Regions from separate parts of the Homo sapiens genome. Here region 1 is linked to region 2. The links are chromatin loops, found by intact Hi-C in ENCODE. Cell type or tissue: CD14-positive monocyte. All regions are shown on one strand. Links, peaks and the distances in the headings refer to the core of each region. The heading gives the core; the rest is flanking DNA. Region 1 overlaps STT3B (STT3 oligosaccharyltransferase complex catalytic subunit B). Region 2 has its middle 11 kb from the start of STT3B.

Region 1 (8,000 bases), core at 1-8,000, 50 kb before region 2:
AATAGAAATAGCTCCTTCTTTATATTAAACTCTGTGGCTACATAAATGTATCTTTCAGAGCGTTTTCATCAAACTTATATAACATAATCTGAAGATATCAAAAGAACATGCTTATACCTCTACATAAATAAAAACGCCCCCAACTTCAAACCCACACCTACAAAACTAGTAATGTTCAAAATAACATTTAGCCATTGCTTGGGGTCCAGGTGGTAGAGGGCTATAAAGAAGTTCATAAATCTCAAAAGATTAAGAACTGCTGACAGAAGATAACATCAAAATGGAAGAAACGGTACACTCACCAGAATTGCCCAAAATCCTGCAACCCTAAAAACATTGGCTTTAAACTATAATAGCACTAAAAATATAAAGAGAATAAACCATAGCAGCACTATAAAACAAGAATATGGCCTTATAGAAAAAGAAATTATAATTTCTGAGACAAATGAGAAAAAATGAAATTGAAGAAACCAGGGCCCAAAATGAAAGGCAGAAGAAAACCACAAACCATAGAGGGCAATTCCAGGGATATTCCATGTTTAGTATAAAGCAGCTGTCATGGGCAGGGGAAAAGCCTGGAGCAATCCTCAGGGTAATGCCATTAGGTATACTCAGTCAGGTCAATCCCCTTCCCCCTACTATTTCGAAGCAGGGAAGTGGGCATCAGAGGTGTCTGCCTGAGGTAGAAGCACTACACATAGACAAGTGAGTCAAGAAGCAGAACGATGCTGGATACAAGATGAACAGGAAATCCTTATACCCCAGATCAGTTTGATACATCCTTTCCAGCAGCAAGTTATGATCTCAACTCCAACAATCACTAGATGCAAGCTTTGTAGCATTTTTACAGTCTTTTCCAATACTAAAATAAGCAACATATCCCCCCCCCAAAAAAATCAAGCATTTGACAAAAGCAATCACCATGACAGCTAAATATCAAAATCAACAAATAGAAAAATTAATACTGTAGAAACAGAAGCGAGAATATATTCAGATGGTTAATATAACCCAGAGTTATATTAACTCTGAAAGAGTTATTAATATTAAACTTTCAGACCTGAAAGGAAGTATAACCTAGAGGTTGAGAGGTCAGGTTCTAGCATCATACTGCATAGGTTTGAATGTTAGTTCCACACTGACCAGCTATGTGACCTTGGTTGGGCAAGTTACTTATGTTCTCTGCATTCTAGTTTCTTCATTTGTAAAACAGGGATTAACAACAGTACCTATGATAGTACTAGTGTAGCTATAAGCAAACAATACAGCATCTCTGAAGCACTTAAAGTCTATAGTTAATGAAACAGACTTATGATAAAGGATCCATTTAAGATTTTGAATGGCAAAATTGTAATTGCCAAGATAAAATAAAAGATAGGCTAAATAGCATAAAGGACAAAAATGAAGAGCAAATTAGAACAAGATAAAAAGTATAAAAAAATTTAAGTAGTCTAGTTCTTACACTGATATAAAACAAAAATTTTTTTTCCGCAGAGCATACACATCCCAATACATTTCAAAATACTGAAGTACAACTTAAAATCATTAATTCAGAGAGAAAGGTTTTCTACAAAGGAATGACAAAATTAGATTAATACCTTCTCAGTGGAACCACTGGATTGCTAATAAGGCAAAGGAGTAATATATCCAAATTTCTGAGGGGAATTTTAAAATCAGAATTTTAAGTAATAACTTTGTGTGCCAACAACATGGAAAGCTAAGCTAATGCTAGAAATGCTACCCTGCTCCCTTCCTCTTCCAAGAAGTATTTACCAGATCAGAATTTAAAAAGGGATATCTTCAAATGCCAGAAACAAAGTAGTGATTGTATTTACAAAGCGAGGATTATGGAAAGGCTGTCTAGTAAAAGATGGAAAACAATCTAACCACCACCATGGAAGTGACAAAGTTCTTCTCTATCTAAAGGCTTAAAAGGCTCCAATAAAAAAAGCTAAATTAAACACTGTGCTAAGCATCAAGGGTCTAAATTTACAAAGAATTCCCAAGACAAGAAATTAACATTGAAAACAAGATCCAAACACCTGGATTAGCAATAGAAGCAAAAACTAAAAATAGCTCTACCCAGATAAGCTCATAAACAACAGTTAAACTAAGAGATTCACCACACAAAGTTGAGTATACCCCAGAAAGAGTAACACCCCCCCGAAACTTCTGGAAATATTTTAATGGAAGAGGCCTAGTATTTTAGCAAGAATACCAAGGTTTTAAATTTTCAACCTAATTTTTCATTTTAAAAAACTGACTTCAAGGGACTGCTAATAACACATTTTAAAAACCAGGAACCATGAGAGTCCAACCTCATAAAGTTTTCCTGACAAGTATTTTTTCACTTTCCATTTTATATAATTCTTGGCCTCTCCCTCTTTATCAAATCATTCTTCCTTTGGCTTTAATGACTACAACAGTCTCTTGATTTTTTTACCCCCACCTCTCTAATCTTCTCTGTTTTCTGTATAGGTAGCCTCCTCTACCTAAGATACTCTTATTAATTCACTCTAAAATCTCTGCCGAAAGGATGTCATTCACCCAAGTCTTCAATTATTACCAGTATGCCCACAATTCACTAATATCATCTCCCTAACTAGATCTTTCTTCTCATGTCCAAACCAGTGTTATGTGACTACCCATGTGGAATGTTTTTCTTGAATGTCACAAATGCATCTCAGACTCCACATTCAACTAAACTCCTGATCAGACACCTACCATCCACTCCCAAAACAAACATATGCACTATATCTGCTTTCAGTATTCTCTTACCGCCACCTAAGTTGAAGAAATCTAGGTGTCATTTTTGAAAGTTCCTTCTCTCTCACATCCTATACAAAAATCATAACAAGGTTGTCACTTCCTAAATATCTCTGAAATCTGTATACTATTTTCTTATTCTGCTACTAGCACTGTAATCCAAGCTATCATCTTTTAACTAGACTACTGAAATAGCCTCTAACTGGTCTCTTTACATCCATTCTGCCCACTTCTAGTTCCCCAATCTGTGCACTCTGCCACAAGAAGGAAGTTCTTTTCAAAATGTAAATGTGATCATATTGCAACTCTCTGAATTATTCAAAGACTTCATCACTTTAAAATTAAAGCAGAAAAACCTCCACTTCTTAACATAATGGTCAAAACCACACAGTCTACCTCATACATAACTCTAGTCTCATCTCACACCGTATTACCTCTCTTCTTTCCATCTTTCAGTCCTCCAAGCTCACCTCATTCCTTCCTGTTACAGGATCGTTAAGACTGCTAATCCCCTCTGCCTGTATCACTGATGTCTCCCTCCCTATCCCAGTTAACTCATCCTGCAAACTTCAACACATTTCTAAGAGATTCTGTCATTTTTCCATCTTGACATAGATAAAATTTCACATCTGTTTCCTTAATATCTATTCAAATAGATAAATACTCCTAAGAAGACATCACTGTGTCTCCAACACCAAGCACAGCATCTGGTACTTCACAAACTCAAAGGACATATGAGAATTTTGTTTCGGTTGCCCATGCTTCTGCAGTGCAGTGGTGCGATCACAGCTGCAGCTTCAGCCTCCAAGTCTCAAGTGATTCTCTGACCACAGCCTCCCAAGTAGCTAGGATTACAGGTGTGTGCCATCACACTCAGCTAATGTTTTATGCTTTGTAGAGATGAGGTCTTGCTTTGTTGCCCAGACTGGTCTCCAACTCTTGGGCTCAAGCAATCCTCTCACTTCAGCCTCTCAAAGTGTTGGGATTACTGGCGTGAGCCATCGCACCAGGCCAAGAATATTTTTAAAAATATAAATGTAAGTTCAAACTTACAACACTTAGTCAATAGTAAGAACAATTACATTGTTTCAATGAACACAAAAATCTTAAACTTGAGGTTAGAGATCATAGCTGCAATGATGCCAACCATGTCATGAATCTACTTCTGTATTTTGTTTTGGTTCACAAAATTGCAAAAATTTTGACTCATAGAGATAAGTGTCAAAGACTAAATTTTTTAAAAAAAGTTTTCCTTACTGTTAAATTCTACAATTAAATAATACAGAAGTTTGTTTGGGGCCTAAGAGAAAATTCTGGTTCAAGGTTGAGTAATTACATATAAGAACTGCTTGCATTCCTCATCATATATATATATAATATAATATATATAATTAATTATATATTATATATCTCATATATAATTAGCTATATATTATATTATATATAAATTTAGATCAGGTGCTTCCTTTTTGAGATATATAATATATATATTTAATATCTTAATACTTATATATTAATATATTTAATATATTAATATATGATATATTAATATATCATATATTAATATATATTAATATGTTTAATAAAATAATTATGTATTAATATATTTAATATTGATATATTTAATATTTTAATATATATTTAATATTATATATAATATATATGATATATAATCTCAAAAAGGAAGCACCTAACCTAAATTTATAACATATCATGAACTTATGTTACAGATTGAGTTGTTACTAAACAAAGCATAGTCTGATTATTTTCATTCATGCAAATTCCCAGGATACCTCAGTTGGAACATTAGCAATTCAATCCAAAGCAAATATAAGGCATCTGAGCCTAATACATGGCTCCAAATCTATCTCAAGGACTTCTCTGTTTCCTCCAGCTTTAGCTGCCTGATTTTCTTTTCCTCTGTTCATGTAAATATGAGTAAGAATATGATTGGCTCAAATCATTTCGTACAAAGTCACACATCACAGGTAACAGACAATCTATGTGTTGGCTGCCATGAGATCCCATGCTTGTAATCCAATACCTGTAGCCAAAAGAGCAGGGTCATATGATATAAAACATGGCTGTTTTGGCTTCTTTGCATGTGCTGTGAGTAGAAGATGATGGGCATGAGAATTGTGCAAGGGTTGTGAATGTAGTAGGCACTATAATTCATTTTCCTAGAATAAAATAAAGCCCTTAGTGATGCTGAAAATACTTGGATACTTAGTGCTTCACCAAAGTATTGAAGGCATAACTGGCTTATTTGCTTCTCTTTTTTACACCTCCTCTTCCAAAAAAAAAAAAAATGCATGAGGCTTTCCAGTAACACTTTTTCTCCCTTTTCCCCCCTTAAGACTACCCTTAAAATCCACTTAATAAAACCTATAGTGTGATTATCTCTGGACAGTGCAGTCTACACAGGATTAGAGCTGCCTGTTCATGTCAGAAGACATAGCAATACCTATGTAATTTTTTTCTTCCTAGTTGACAAATACTCTCCTCTTGACCAAACATTAGGTTTCTCTAAACCCTCTTCTCAACTAGGCTTTGACCTTGGGCTTCAGTGTCTGTTCCTGTTGGGCCTGGACTGCCCAGTTACAGCAAGAATCCTGTTAAGTCAGTTCAGAAAGAATCCCTACCCTCCATTTCTGATCACCTCAATATGATCAAATTCCTTATCCCCAGGATCCCCCAGGGTATCTGGTCACCCTGGTCTGCCTTCAGCAAGAATCCCTGTAAAGCTAGTTTAGCCAGAATCCCCCTACTCCTTTCCTTACATCCGTGTTTTCCACCCACTGACCCTATCCCTGCTCCTTGACTACAAATCTTCCATTTTCGTTGTATTCAGAATTGAGCCCAGTTCCATACTTAGATGTCTCTTCCCTATTGCATTAGTTCCTGAATAAAATCTGTTTTTATCACTTTTTAAAAAAAGGTACTTGGATTGACCATATTGATCCTATAACTACTCTTTTCCATTCCATTTTTAGATAACTAAAAACTGAATGTATTTATCACACCTGCTTTTTGAGATGTTTCAGCATGGTCTTTTCCTCAGCCCTTGGCTCTGTCTACATAGAAACGTGCCATAGCCAAGTACTTTATTCTCACTTCTTCATACGATCATCTCAGACCTGAAGTTCCTAATCATTTTATAAGAAGTCTTCTCTAATGTTTCATCCTCCTCCTCCCAGTCTACCTTAATTTCTGCTCTTAAAACATGTTGAAACCTCTACTGAAGTTCACCTCACAATGAACTACATTTTCTTAGTAATTTTTGTATCTTGGAGTTATCTCATAGTTTCTGGCAGTTCACTCATGAGGTTCAATTAATGCTTGCTTAGCTAATTACTCCTTTTTAGCATACTAGTATCAACACTTACTTTAATTTTTGTCTTCTATTCCCTTCTTCATTAAACTCAAACACCTGTATGTACAAAGGTAGTCTTCAATTTTGGCATGCCCTACTTACATATTTTTTTAAATATTTAAATAGCTGAAAGGAGAGTGTTATAGATGAATCATAAACTGAAAACTGTTGAAGCTGAGTGATGTATTCATGGAGGTTCATTACAGTATTAGCTCTACTTTGCTGTATGTTTGAAATTTTCCATAATGAAGGGTATATATACGTAGATATAGCTTATTATCTATACATATATTTATAAATATGTACTTATAAAATTTATATGATTTACATACATAATGACACATATGAGTAACATAATACATATATATGCAAACTCTATTATGGAAAATTTCACACACTCACACATACTCTCACACACAATTATAGTTTTCCCCCAATAAAGCTAGGTGAACTGGCTTAGAAATAATGTTTTAAAAATTAGCAGTCACCAAAATAAAAATAAAAGAGAAATCAAGGAGTAAAAAACGATGTCCAATCTCACATATATCCTCCTTCTTTTAATACTGTCAATGCAAGTTTTACTATTTTAACTATAATAAAAGAATCTGTTTTGAAGCAAGTGTGACAAAAAATTGCTAAGTATATTTGGTGGTAGTTTAATTCATTATGGTCTTTTACTTTTGGTTTATTTGAAATTTTCATAAAAGTTAACAACAAAAACAAAAACACACCTCCTCCAACTTCTCTTAACCTGATTTTTAGAGCTAATGAACTTTTTCTGCAAGGGGCATTTAGGGAAAAAGAGACCGTCTCCTAAGGTAGCAAGAAGATATTAAATTTTGGAATTCAATTTATGGAAAAAAATGGTTATGTTTTTTGGGTTCTAGCACAGTTAGTACAATACGGTATTCAAAAACATTAAAGCATATGGCTGATGTAGTGGCTTAGGTCTGTAAACTCAGCTACTTGGGAGCCTGAGGCAGGAGGATTGCTTGAGCCCAGGAGTTCGAGAACAGCTTGGGGAAAGAAAAAAAAGTTTTTTAATTAGCCAGGCATGGTGGCACATGCCTGTAGTCCAACAACTCAGGAGGCTAAGGCAGGCGGATCACTTGAGCCCAGAAGTTTGAGGCTGCAGTGAGCTATAATCGCACCACTGTTCTCCAGCCTGGGTTACAGAGCAAGATCCCGTCTTTAAAAGAAACAAAAAGAAAGAAAGAAAGTAAAGAAAAGAAAACTCAGCTTAAATAGAACTTTATGAGCTGGTAGGTGTATCCAGTAAATACTGCATTATTTCCTTACATAAACAAACACTAGGAATATCAACCTATTTGTAAACCAGGGCTTTTACAAATAAAAAGGGGAAGTCACAAGGAGCTGCCTTTGCATTTTCCTTCCATAGATCTTGTCAGAGATCCAATCATTTGATACATTTGGTTTCAGATTTATTTCATCTTATATTGAAACACCTAATTTACACTCAAAACAACAACAAAGAAATCTCATGATTATGTCCTGAAGCAAAATACCACAATATACTTTTAATCTTAGGTTAAAAAAAATTATATCTCTATAAATGGCCAACAGGTATATGAAAAGATGTTCAACATCATTAGTCATCAGAAAAATGCAAATCAAAACTATAATCAGATAACATCTCACCTCAGTTAAAATGGTTTGTATTCAAAAGACAGGCAGTAACAAATGCTGGTTAAGATGTGGGGAAGGGGGAACAGTCCTATACTGTTGGTGGAAATGTAAATTAGCACAGCCACTACGAAGAACAGTATGGAGGTTCCTCAAGAAAACAAATAGAACTACCATATAATCCAGCAATCCCACTGCTTGGTACATATCCAAAGAAAGA
Region 2 (12,904 bases), core at 1,876-9,875:
CACAGGCTCTGCAGACACGCTGGGTACCAAATCTTGACTTTAGTTCTTCTGAGTCACATGGCTTTTGGCAAGCTACTTCCCATCTCTGCTCCTTGGTATCCTCATCTTTACAGCGTAGATAAGCACTGAACCTTTCTCTTAGGGTTATAAGAAGAAATAAATGAATCAATACATGAAAATAACTTAGGACAGTGCCTGGCGCAAAGGAAATATTCAATATATGTTGGTTATTAACAATATCACTGGTACTACTGCTATATTCAGAACCATGACAGATGGGCTATGAGACTTACTCCCCTGGATAGCCTTAAAATAATTCTCCATGACCCGAGCCCATACGAGTGCTTCTTTATTTCTTTAAGCCAGAAAATGCCTGCTTCAAATAAAACACCTTACAAAGTTAGGCAATACCTAGCTGCTGATAATGAATAATAACCTCCAATTTATAATCCAATAGAACTGGGGTCTGCAACTTTTTTTGTAAAAGGCAACACAGTAAATATTTTCATCTTTGTGGGCCATGCTGTCTCAGGCTACTACTCAACCCTGTTGTTGTAGTGTGAAAGTAGCAATGGACAATATGTAAGAGAACAGGCATGGCTGTTCTTCAGTAAACACAACCACACCTGCAGACCAGAGTTTGTTGGCCTTTGCGGTAGATGATAAGGGGATTGCTGTGATCTAATCTAGCTCAAAATCCAGTATGAGGCAGAGAATGTTTTCTATCATGATCACTGTGAAGAGTGAGAGCTTGTGTCTGGGCAGTCATCAAGGACATGTTCATGAAGTGATTGGCCTTAAAGAATAGGTAGAATGTTGGCCGGAAGCTGTGGCTCACGCCTGTAATCCCAGCACTTTGGGAGGCCAAGGCAGGTAGATCACAAGGTCAGGAGTTTGAGACCAGCCTGGCCAATATGGTGAAACCCCCATCTCTACTAAAAATACAAAAATTAGCCGGGCATGGTGGTGCACACCTGTAATCCCAGCTACTCAGGAGGCTGAGGCAGGAGAATGGCTTGAACCTGGGAGGCGGAGGTTGCAGTAAGCCGAGATCACAGCACTGCACTCCAGCCTGGGTGACAGAAAGAAAAAAAAAAAATGAATAGGTAGGATGTTGACAAGTGAGATTTGGAGTGTGGGAAGGATGCATTAGAAGCAGAGGAAGGCCGGGGGCGGTGGCTCACGCCTGTAATCCCAGCACTTTGGGAGGCCGAGGCGGGCGGATCACGAGGTCAGGAGAAGGAGACCACGGTGAAACCCTGTCTCTACTAAAAATACAAAAAAATTAGCCCGGCGCGGTGGCCGGCGCCTGTAGTCCCAGCTGCTCGGGAGGCTGAGGCAGGAGAATGGCGTGAACCCGGGAGGCGGAGCTTGCAGTGAGCCGAGATCGCGCCAATGGACTCCAGCCTGGGCGACAGAGCGAGACGCCGTCTCAAAAAAAAAAAAAAAAGAAAAAAAAAAAAAAAAGCAGAGGAAAAGGAAAAACAAAGCCAAGCAGGGGACACTTGGAAATGAGCCAGTAATCTACAGCTGAGATGCAGTGTCACATTTTATCTTTATTTGCTACCATTGAAACAACACAACACTCTAGTCTTAAAATTCCAGATCATATATAGGAAATTAATTTTCTATTTTAGTACTTTTGAAAATTCACATTTCTATGCCCACTATCTCATGGTTTTCATAGAAGGACATTGTAACAGTGAGGCACACATTTGATTTCAAAAAGGGCCAAAGGATAATGGCTTAAACAAATAGAAGTTTATTTTCTCTCATAAAGTGAAATTCAGAGAAAGGTGGTTGCTGGTATGAAGTCAGTTGCTCAACAAAGCTTTCAACTTTTTCTGTCTTTATACTCTTTGCTGGATTCTCGGATGTCATTTTCACCCCCTTTTATGCTGTCCTTTGCATTGCATAGCAGAAGCTGAGAAGTACTTTTCCCAGATTCTTTTCTTGTATGACTCCATGATATTTTGTCAGTGAGGGGAGCTCAGTCGACAAAAAAGACAGAGAGGATTTCAGATAGAAAAGGAAGAATGGGCAAATGTAAGATTTACACATCTTTTTGGCTGGTGTGAGAACAACTTACATAATTGTCATTGACTAAGACAATTTTGGGGAGCTTTTTGGAGATTATTGAGAGTTGGAGCAGTTTCCTAGAGAACTTCTGAGAGCTCCCTGCTTCAGTCCTTCAGGCTAAAGTTTTCAAAGTCTCCTTCCTTGACCTTGACCTTCAGGCAACAACTTCTCTTATCTTTATTCCCTATGGTCTTTCAACATTAGTGTAAATAATAATTCTTGATTAAACCTTTTATTCCTGAAGTACCTAGAGTATCTCTGTTTTCCTGATTGAACCTAGTAATACACTTTCAATTCACTTAGCATATTGGTTTTCATTCTCTTGATTATTGCCTCACTATTGTAAGACAGCTGCTGCAGCCCCAGACATCACATCAGCATTTGAGGCAGAAGATTAGGAGACAGGAAGATGCCAATCACATATGTCTTCCTTTTTTAAGAAAAACATTTTCCCAGAAATTATTTTAGCAGACTTTCTCTTAGGTCATATTGGCACCACCACCTCCCATGACCATATTGACTTTATATTGCTGTAAGTTTGCAGCTTCATTTCTTTAGGCATGCCTGGTTTTCCTGAGAGCACAAACAAAAGTCCTGAAATTAGGTTCCAGTGGCTCTAATTAGTCTGTCTTAGATCATGTGCCAATTCCTTTTTTTTCTTTGGGACGGAGTCTCAGTCTGTCGCCCAGGCTGGAGTGCAATGGCACGATTTCAGCTCACTGCAACCTCCACTTCCTAGAGTCAAGCAATTCTGCTTCAGCCTCCCGAGTAGCTGGGATTACAGGCGCCCACCACCACGCTGGGCTAATTTTTGTATTTTTAGTAGAGAAGGGTTTTACCATGTTGGCCAGGCTGCTCTCAAACTCCTGACCTCAGGTGATCTGCCCACCTTGGCCTCCCAAAGTGCTGGGATTAGAGGCGTGAGCCACCACACCCAGACTATATACTGATTCCTGACCAAGTGCCTTTAAGAAGAGAATAAGAAACCCTAGTTGGCTTAAGCATCCTGGAGTTGAAGTTGGGTCAAACCTAACTTGTAAGAAATCTGAGGCACTGTTACAGAAAGGAAGCAAGTCTGGATGTAGAAAGGAAAAGATAATTCTCCACTATATTTAGGATGTAGAATTTCAACCAAGAGGAAAGCAACCTGAGTATAGTTATTTACAATCTAGTGTGCATACTAGATAGAATTAGCACCAAAGAATATAAAATCTGAAGAATATATATGGAACTATAATTTGTCAATATGTAATTTTAAAAAAGGCACATACTCTAGAACACAGAAAAAAATAAAATAAAAATTGAAGAAGGTATAGAAGAAGTATTTTAAGTGAGGAAGGGGGTAGACACCTTTCCTTATTCACTTGTGACTTGATTCAGACCTGATATCAATACAGAGCAGAGGCTAGCAAAGTTTTTCTATAAAGATCCAAACAGTAAATATTTTAGGTTTTATGGGTCATATGGTTCAACCACTCAACTTTGCCATTGTAGTGCAAAAGCAGCCATAGACAATACATAAACAAATGCGATAGTTGTGTTCCAATAAAACTTTATTTCCCAGAACAGGCAGCAAACCAGATTCGGCCCAAAGATTGTACTTTGCCAAACCCTGAACTAGAGCATTCCTTATCCTTGAAGTGATGCAAACTTGGAAGCTAAGGTTCTTCAGCCTGTGTTCGAGAACTGATTTTATTATTTCTTATTAGTTTTTATTTAACTCTATACAGAGGTAATACATTCACGATCTGTCTCCTGACAGCCAAATCCTTCCCTCTCCTCATCCAAATAGGTAATCATTTTCATTATTTTATATTGTATCCTTTCAACATTCTCTGTGGAAATGCAAACACATGTGAAGCTATTTTCTTATTTTCTCATTTTTTCCATGCTATACATACTTTTCCCCATCTTGAATTTTTTTCTAAATATTTATCTTCAAGATCTTTCTCTATCAGCTCATAGAGCACTTTTCATTCCTTTTTATGGCTTCATAGTATCCCAGAGGATGCACCATAATTAATTCAACCAATCACCTGCTAGTGGATGTTTAGGCTTTTACTGGTCTTGTACTACTACAAATAAGGCTGTAATGAATAAGTTTATGCAGAAGGAATTTTGCCCAAGTGCAAGTGTGTTGATTGGAATTACCATAAGGAAAATTTGGTATAGGTATGTCCATTTGTAATTTCAATAGATAAGTTGTTCTCGGTAAGGGGTTGTACCAATTGCATTCCCACAATGTGTGAGAAGCCCATTTCTGAGGGCTTACCAACTGAGTGTGTTAACAAACTCTTGGCTTTTTGCCAACAAATGAGGTACAAACTGGTAGTGTTAATTTGCATTTCCTTCATGAGTAAGGCTAAGGGTACTTATTTAACATTTAAGACAGTCTTTTCACATCCTCAATGAGGCAGAATTGCCATTACTGATTGTATATTCTTAAGCACAATTATTGGAATAGTATGCTCCTATGTTATGGAAACCATTAACATGTATAGTTTTATTTGCTAGTTGCTCAGAAAATGAGGTCGTCTGCATTAAATTAATGCAAATCTGTTCTTGAAAAACAAAAACTCTTCTACTGTTCAATTTATCATATCCCCTAGATTATCTATTCTAGATCATGTACTTCCTGAAAGTATCTTTGAAGCAATGAAGCGATTTTTTATGATGTGTTAAGAAATTCAGATAGAATTTTTTTTAGGTAAAGTAATTGTTAGCAAACACCTCCCCTGATGGAAAGGGAATTGTTTTATTTAGTTTTAGTGTCGTTAATTTGTGTGCCTTCCTGATGTATAACTAAACGGTCCGCTGTTTCCTGAGAGCTTTATAGAAGTAGATGAATAAATAGGTTACTTCAGCAAATGTTTTCTTTCAATGCAGTTTAACTGCAATTACGGTGCTTCAGATGCAATACCATCACCTATGCCCATAGATTTGTGTTCGTATTTTTAAAAATTTAATCCAAGCAATCACAGAATCAATATCTGCACTTTATTTTTAAGAGAATTTATTAAGCTATGTTCTTATGTGGTCGACCATAAAATGAGTCAGTGAAGTTCCAAGCAGAAGCCTATAAAACAAAGATTTCAACCTATAGGCGTCAAGAAAACAGAAAATTTGAAATAGGGACTCTCTCTGGCTTAACAAGAGAACTTAATATGTTGAGCTTCAGAATTATACATTTAAGAAAATCCCTCTACTTGTTATTGTTGTAAATTGTTGATATGTCAAATGTTTAATTTTAAATTTAGGTACAATAAATTTTATACTGAAGAAATGTATTCCACTTAATAATTACACAGAACAAATTCATTTACTAAGGAATTAGAAGGGATTTTGTTGGTTATTAAATTAGTGACACAATAAAGAATGGAGTTTGCATTAGCTAGATGTTATAACATAGAAAACACATTATAATTTTAATAATAAAAACGAAATTAAAAGGAGCTGAACGGACCTACTTAATATATAATCTAAACATCTAAAACATTGTACAAGCATATGATTGGGGTGTTATTTCTACTTCTGACAGTGTGGGTTTCTTAGGCCCTTTGAGTTTTCAAAGAACAGAGTTATATTTGGGTCACTGGGTAATGGAGTTTATTAAAAAGGATACACAGAGGAGTAACAGACAGATATCATTGCAGCTGTAGAGCCATACATCATAGAAAACAGGAAGTTATGTCATACAGTGGTTCTGGTGGCTCAACAAAACTCTACTAAGCCAGCAGCATGACCTGTCATCTTTCCTGTACTCAGCAGCTCCCTACCCCACACCCTGTCCAGACGCTTTCTCCACTGTTCTGCCTTGGTTTCCTTTGTGACTGCCTCTCCTCCCCCTAACTCACTCACTAGTGTTCTCCTAGGCTCTTAACATAGACTTCCCTCTGGCTCCTACTGCTCTTATTCTGCCAAGAGAATAAGAAACATTCATTGGCTTAAGCCATCCTGGAGTTGAACAGTTATATTTGGGTCACTTACTGATTGCCTCCTCTTGAATATCTCTCTGCTTCTCATGAAATCTTCGTGCATCTGTCTTATATAAGTTTCTTCAGAAGCAGAGCCAGAACTTTTGTGTGATTTGTTAAGGTGAGTTATTAATTGCTCTCAGGAAATATCAGTAGGGGAAGGAGAAGGTTAAGAAGCCAAGCAACGATGCAATCTCAGGCAAAGACCATGGAGAGTCCTTTAGTCTCATCCCAGACTGACACCTCTCAGTCATTGACTAATTGAGAAGATGCATGAGCTTCTAGGCACTTCCAGCTTTCTGGTCATTGGGAGGAAAAGATCCAGGGAAGGGTACACACAAATGTGTGTGTAATCTGAGGATCTTGGATATGGATGGAACACTGCTTCAGCATTCCTCTCAAATGCAAGTATGACTCAGATTGGAGCTCCCAAGGAGAGAAGATGTGGTTGGGTCAAGAAGTTACCCTCCAGTATAGCCTTCTCTTATTGGGTTGTCGTACTGGGTCACTCACTCTATAGGCTAGGAGACATTGGCAGACTTTTAGACCAGGCTTATTTCTCTGGCCTTGTCAGTTGTGGCTAGGGTAGTAGGGCCACACGCTGCAATATATGGTCACTTATGTACAATAAGCCTCCAACAGGGGGCTGTGGCTCTGACATCATGCTGAAGCCTCTTAGAAAAGAGCACAGTAACTGGCCTGCATCTTGTCTAGGCTGTTCCTAGACTAGTTTGTTTGCACCTAGATATATACTTGTTACTTTGGTTTTTGGGGAGTGAGAGGGGTTCAAGTGTGTCTTGAAAGTAGCCACCCTCACGCCTGTAATCCTAGCACTTTGGGAGCCCAAGGCAGGCAGATTGCCTGAGCTCAGGAGTTCGAGACCAGCCTGGGCTACATAGTGAAACCCCGTCTCTTCTAAAATACAAAATAAATTAGCTGGGTGTGGCGGCATGCGCCTGTAGTCCCAGCTACTTGGGAGGCTGAGGCAGGAGAATTGCTTGAACTCGGGAGGGGGAGGTTGCAGTGAGCTGAGAACACGCCACTGCACTCCAGCCTGGGCGACAGAGCAAGACTTCACCTCTATAAAAAAAAAAAGAAAGAAAGAAAGAAAGAAAGCAAAGAAAGAAAGAAAGACAGCAACACTTTTGTTTTGCATATGAAAGAAAATACCATATTATCATTTTTATAAGTTGTTATCATATTCTTTTAAATTCATACCTTTTTAAATTTTCCCCTAACCTTTATTTTAGAATATATTTTTGAATTTAAATAGCTTTTGGGGTACAAGTGGTTTTTGGTTACATAGATGAATTGTATAGTGGCGGAGTCTAAAATTTAGTGCACTATCACCCAAGTAGTGTACACTGTACTCAATATGTAGTTTTTTTTAATCCCTCACCCCCCTCTCACCTATTCCTCTTTCTGTGTCTCCAAAGTCCATTATATTACTCTGCGTGCCTTTGTGTACCCATAGCTTAGCTCCCACTTACAAGTGAGAACATACAATATTTGGTTTTCCATTCCTTATTTGCTTCACTTAGAATAGTGGCCTCCAGCTCCATCCAAGTTGCTTCAAAAGACAGTATTTCATTCTTTTTTATGGCTGAGTAGTATTCCATGGTGTAAATATACCATATTTTCGTTATCCAGTCATTAGTCAATGGGTACTTAGGTTAGTCACCAACTCTTGATCTCAGATTTATTTTTTTTAAATGAATGTTATAGTGATTATTGTTCGTGTATGGGAAAGGGAAGCAGTGCTCGATATTTTCTCATTTAATTAATTTTTTACTATCATATTTCACAAAACAAGAGCCCAGTAATGCTTACATCATAAATTATTGGGGTGTTTCCTAAAAATGCTGCTTTTTGGGTCACCTACTTAGTATGTCTGGGTGTACCCTAAGTACTCTGCATTTTCAGTCAGGACTCCAGATATTTTTCTCAAACTAATGTCAAAGTTTAAGAACCACTGCTTTACAAAGTAGGAATTATCGTCTTCATTTTACTGTGAAGGAAATCAAAGTGTTAAAAGACTAAAATATTTACCTGAGGTTACAAAACTAACACCAAAAGTGTCTCAAAGTTTTTTTCTTAAAAGGAAGTTTCCATTGATGCATTGTTTGCAATATGAACGTTCACTTGTTTACAAAAATGTTTGCTATCATCTTGAAGCAAATTTCAAGGTGTCTATGACTACATAGTGTCTGTATCTACCATCTCATTTAGACTAAGTGCAGCTTCCCAGTTGTGTGACTACAAAATCATAATTTGAGTACTTCTACATTACTGCTAGAAAAAAGGACTTGAGTGCAAAGGCAGCAGCTGAGCAAATCTGTAAAATTTAAGGTGAAGGAATTGGTAGAAGAATACTATCAAGTGATTGAACTGGTGGTTCAGCAATTTTGTTCCAGACAGAGTGACAGTGTATGTTTGGTTAAGCGATGAGAGGGTTCAGCACGTCATACTTATTCCGTGTGTCAGGCCCAAGATTGCTGTCCTATATGTAGGATAATCTGAGCATGTACGTGGAATCTTAGAGTGTTGCTTTTGATCCAGGTGAGAATGCAGGAAAAGGATGGAGCTGAAGTTCTGTCATATCTGACATATAATGCAGAGCTTGCATGTCTGGACCTGGCTGTATAGAGAAATGGCCATGTTTCTCCATAAAGTATGAATTGAAACATTGGGTAAAGTCATAGCAGTTCTTCACCTCCAAATCCAAAGATTGGCCTGCTTGCAAAAAGATGGAGCATAGTCCATAAAAATCTAATTTTCTTGTGTATTATTGCCCATAAGTCATTCTTCTATGGGAAAGAATTTAGAGATACCTTATATAACAGGATCTCATGTTCATCCTTGCCTTATCTGAAACCAGAATCTGTGTTCCTTCCACTAAATTATCTTTTCATTATATGTGTTGTCATGGACTGAATTTTGTCCCACCAAAATTCAAATTTGATGTCCTAATCCCAATATGACTGTATTTGGAAAGAGGTCTTTAAGAAAGTAATTAAGGTCATATGAGGTGATAGGGTAGAGCTCTAATCTGATAGGACTAGTGTCCTCATAAAAAGAGGCCAGAGATCTCTCTTTATTTGCACTACACAGAGGAAAGCCCATGGGAGGACACAGCAAGAAGGCAGCCATCTGCAACCCAAGGAGGGAGCCCTTACCAAGAACCAACCAGTTGACATCTTGATCTTGAATTTCCAGTGTCTAGAGCGGTGAGAAAATAAAATTCTTATGTTGAAACCACCTAGTTTGTGGTATTCTGCTAATGCAGACTGAGTGGACTAATTAATACATGTGTACTGAGTACAGCCTAGGTAATCAATACATTTTTCTTTAGGTCACTTTCTCTATTCTAGAATATTCATAAACATTTTTGAAATTGTAAGACCTGAGTCTTATAAGAGTCAGCCAGACTAAATCTAAGAAACTTACTGATACATGTATCTCATTTATCTAAGAAACTCAGGAATATAAAAACATTCTCAGAATTCTTACACCTTGAATTATTATTTTACCTATATTTGAAATCGTTTAGCATATAACATAATTATTCTATTTCATTCTTATGTACACACATTGCATGAACTTGAAGACCACAACTATAACATTTTGGCTGTAGAGAATCTAGTTCAACCCTCATTTTTTAAATAACTGAGAGGTCCAGAAAGGTTAAGCAGCTTGTGAAAGACACATTACTTATAGTGGCCAAACCAGGATTAGAATCCAGTTCTAGTGACTCCTAGTATATCTTGAATGCTTTCCAATTCGCCATCCTAAGTACAATATTGCAAAGGTAATAAATTTTGATTATAAAAATATTTTAGAGTCTCAAGATACTATAAATTATCAGAGACAGAATACCTGACACTAAATTTGAAAGAGAAAGCATTATTTTTAGCATTATTTTATAATAGGGTTGGGTTGTATTAGTCAGCTACTGATAAAATAATTACAATAATTCTGCATAACACATAACTCCAAAATTTAGTGACTTATCACAACAAGCATTTATTTTCACTCATTGGCCTGTGAGTAGTCTGTGATTCTGCTGGGCTCAGCTGATATCAGGTAGACTTAGCTTTTGGTGGTGTGGACAGAGTTGAGATCTCCTCCATGTGTCTCTTCAGTTTCCTTGGACCCAGTGGCTATTCAGATCATCCTCATTTCAGGATGAATGGCAGAAGCTCAAGAACCAAGCCAAATCATGCAAACAGATTTATATCCACATCAATGGGGTGGGGCTGTATACACCATCGATTCTCCTGGGAATCATTACAAAGTCTTATGGGAAAGGAGATGGTTGTATAATCTATTACAGGAGAATGATAAATTGAAAATAATAATCCAGTCTATGAAAAATATTACTTGTTCCTGGTTATTACAATATAGTTTATAAAATACAGTTTATAAAATTCCATGTAGCAAATTTGTGAACCAAAAATGAGAATAAATTCTAATATGTTGTACACATTCTCTTCTTTAAGATAAAGAAACATAGTATTAATTAAAAGTTCTATATTTCTTGAGCAAAACGTATGTCTCTTCTGAAGAATGCCTGCTTTACTTATATGCAAGGCTTTGTTTAAATGGGAGAAAAAGAAATATATTCTGGTTGTAAATTTGTCATTTTGGAAAAATTTTAATTATATAAGTAGTTTTAATGTTAGGCAAGTAAGCCTAACTGCATTTACCTAATAATAGACTCAACCATTAGATAAAGGAGAGTTCTGAATCCAACAATATGGATTTTGAGGTAATAAAACCAAGAGGCCAATGCAGAGTCCAGGAAGAATGACAGAGGAAAAGCTCCAAGAATGGGAAGGAATTCTGTAGAGACTCCTAAATTTTACACCCATCTAGTCAGAATTGGGCACTTTGCTTTTGGGATACCCAAACTTCCCTTCTGACCAAAATCTCATATAACACTTGATTGAACAAAAAAATAATTTTTAGCTCACTAAAGTGAAAATCTCAATGTTTGATTTCAGAGGTAGCTTGATCAGGGGCTCAAACAATGTCACTAGATGCCATTTCTCCATCACAACCATGTGTTTGGTATCATTCACCTCCACGTTGGCTTTATTCCCAGGCAGGCTCTTCCTTCGTGGCTCAAGATGGCTGCCACATCTCCAACAATTTCAACATCTCATGTTCAAATGAGAAAAAAAAATCTAATACCTTTTTTCCAGGATTCCCAGCATTCTCACTGCATCTTATTAGCTCTGAGCAGACAATGTGTTCATCCTTGAACCAATTACTGTGGTGAGGGAAATGAACTGTGATAACTGCCTTAGCCTCAGGTCATGTGCTCTATCCTGGAACGTAAATGGAGCCCTAGCTGGAGCATGTTGGTTGAGAATGGGGGTTGGGGGGGGGGGGCAAGAGGATTTCCCATGGGAATTTGAGTTGAGGTTAACAAAAGGAGTGTGAATGTTAGGTGCCAAAACATATTTATAAAATGGGTGCATATTATAACCTTGTTTACATGTTGTATTGGAAATAATCTTTGGCTGTTTTACAGTTATAAGCAATTTACAGGAACCCAGTAATAAACTCTGCTAAGCAAATGTTGTTCACATCCTTTATACACTAAGCTACTTAGGCTGTTCTTTTTTTTTTTTTTTTTTGAAGAGACAGCATCTTGCTCTGTTTCCCATGCTGGAGTTCAGTGGCTTGATCTTGGCTCACTACAACCCTGCAACCTTGAGTGATCCCCCCAGGCTCAAGTGATCCTCCCACCTCAGCCTCCTGAGTAGCTGGGACTACAGGCACACACCATCACACCCAGCTAATTTTGCTTACTTTTTATATAAATAAGGTCTCACTATGTTTCCCAGGCTGGTCCCAAACTCCTGAGCTGAAGCGATTCTCCCACCTTGGTCTCCCAAAGTGCTGGGATTACAGGCATGAGCCACCATACCCAGCCTTGTTTGGTTACTTTTATGTAGTGCAATACTGAATAATTACCATAGCTACTATTTATTGAGCAACTTCTATTTGCCAGGCATACAAAAGCTCTCATTTAATCCTCATGTCAACTGCCAGGAGAGTGTCAGTGTGCATATTTTAAAAATAATGAAATGAGGCTCAGAAAGGTCAAGTACATTTTCAGTGACTACACAGAAAACCTGGTGAAACTTGTGGACTGTATTAGATAGTATCAGAAACAAACTAGTCTTATTTACCAGTGGTTTAACATAACTGAGGTTTCTTTCTTACTCCTGGTTCCTATCCAAGTGGGCTTATGAGGGGCTCTGTTCCATATGAATGGACCTAGGCTGCCTGTGTCTTTACCATCATTTAGCTACACCATCTGAACCAAATAGCTTTCTCAATCACTGTGGCAGATGAAGAGAGAACTGAAGAGTCACACATTGGCTTTTAAATTATTCAGTCCAGATGTGGCCTGTTTCACCTCCATTAATAGCCCATTGGACAGACTAATCACATGGGCTCAGCTAATACTATGCAGCCTAGAAAATGTAGGGGAGCGCTTGGATATCCAGTGAGCAGTGAAATCACTACTACAGAGACAATCCCAGCTCTTTCTGTCTTCAAAATAATTATTCTGTCTATTAGACCCCCATTGCTGTATTTTATCTAACCACCTTGTATTTCACTGTTTTGAAGTACCAGTTGTTAAAGATCCTCCTTGACTGTAGAAAACAATACAGTGGTAAGAACAGTGTAATGATTAAGAGTATGGGTCTTAGAACCAGGCTTCCTGAGTTTGTATCCTGGCTCTTGTTACTTGCTGTGTGCCTTTGGGTGAGTTACTCAGCATCTCTATGCTTCAGTTTTGCTATCTGTTAAAAAGAATAATAATTATATTAATA

The links. Hi-C counts contacts between places; a loop is a spot of excess contacts. Peaks named below come from ENCODE experiments on the same cell type or tissue, not always from the same donor. Only the 100,000 strongest peaks of a DNase experiment are listed, where the experiment ranks them.
Region 1: a loop joins it to region 2, with 2.1 times the contacts of the local background. A loop is called at or near these places in 7 of 110 quality-filtered maps.

The regions. Positions count from the first base shown.
Region 1 is chr3:31,568,356-31,576,355 of GRCh38, reverse strand. The region is part of intron 1 of STT3B (STT3 oligosaccharyltransferase complex catalytic subunit B); the gene reads right to left. Among named protein-coding and RNA genes, the nearest start is that of STT3B, 39 kb to the right of the region's middle. In CD14-positive monocyte, for the core only: no CTCF peak of the experiment used is centred there; a DNase peak (open chromatin) is centred at 3,005; H3K27ac peaks cover 1,721 bases.
Region 2 is chr3:31,515,250-31,528,153 of GRCh38, reverse strand. No RefSeq gene overlaps it. Among named protein-coding and RNA genes, the nearest start is that of STT3B, 11 kb to the left of the region's middle. RefSeq lists an enhancer at 803-1,303. In CD14-positive monocyte, for the core only: no CTCF peak of the experiment used is centred there; a DNase peak (open chromatin) is centred at 5,803; H3K4me3 peaks cover 795 bases; H3K27ac peaks cover 1,105 bases.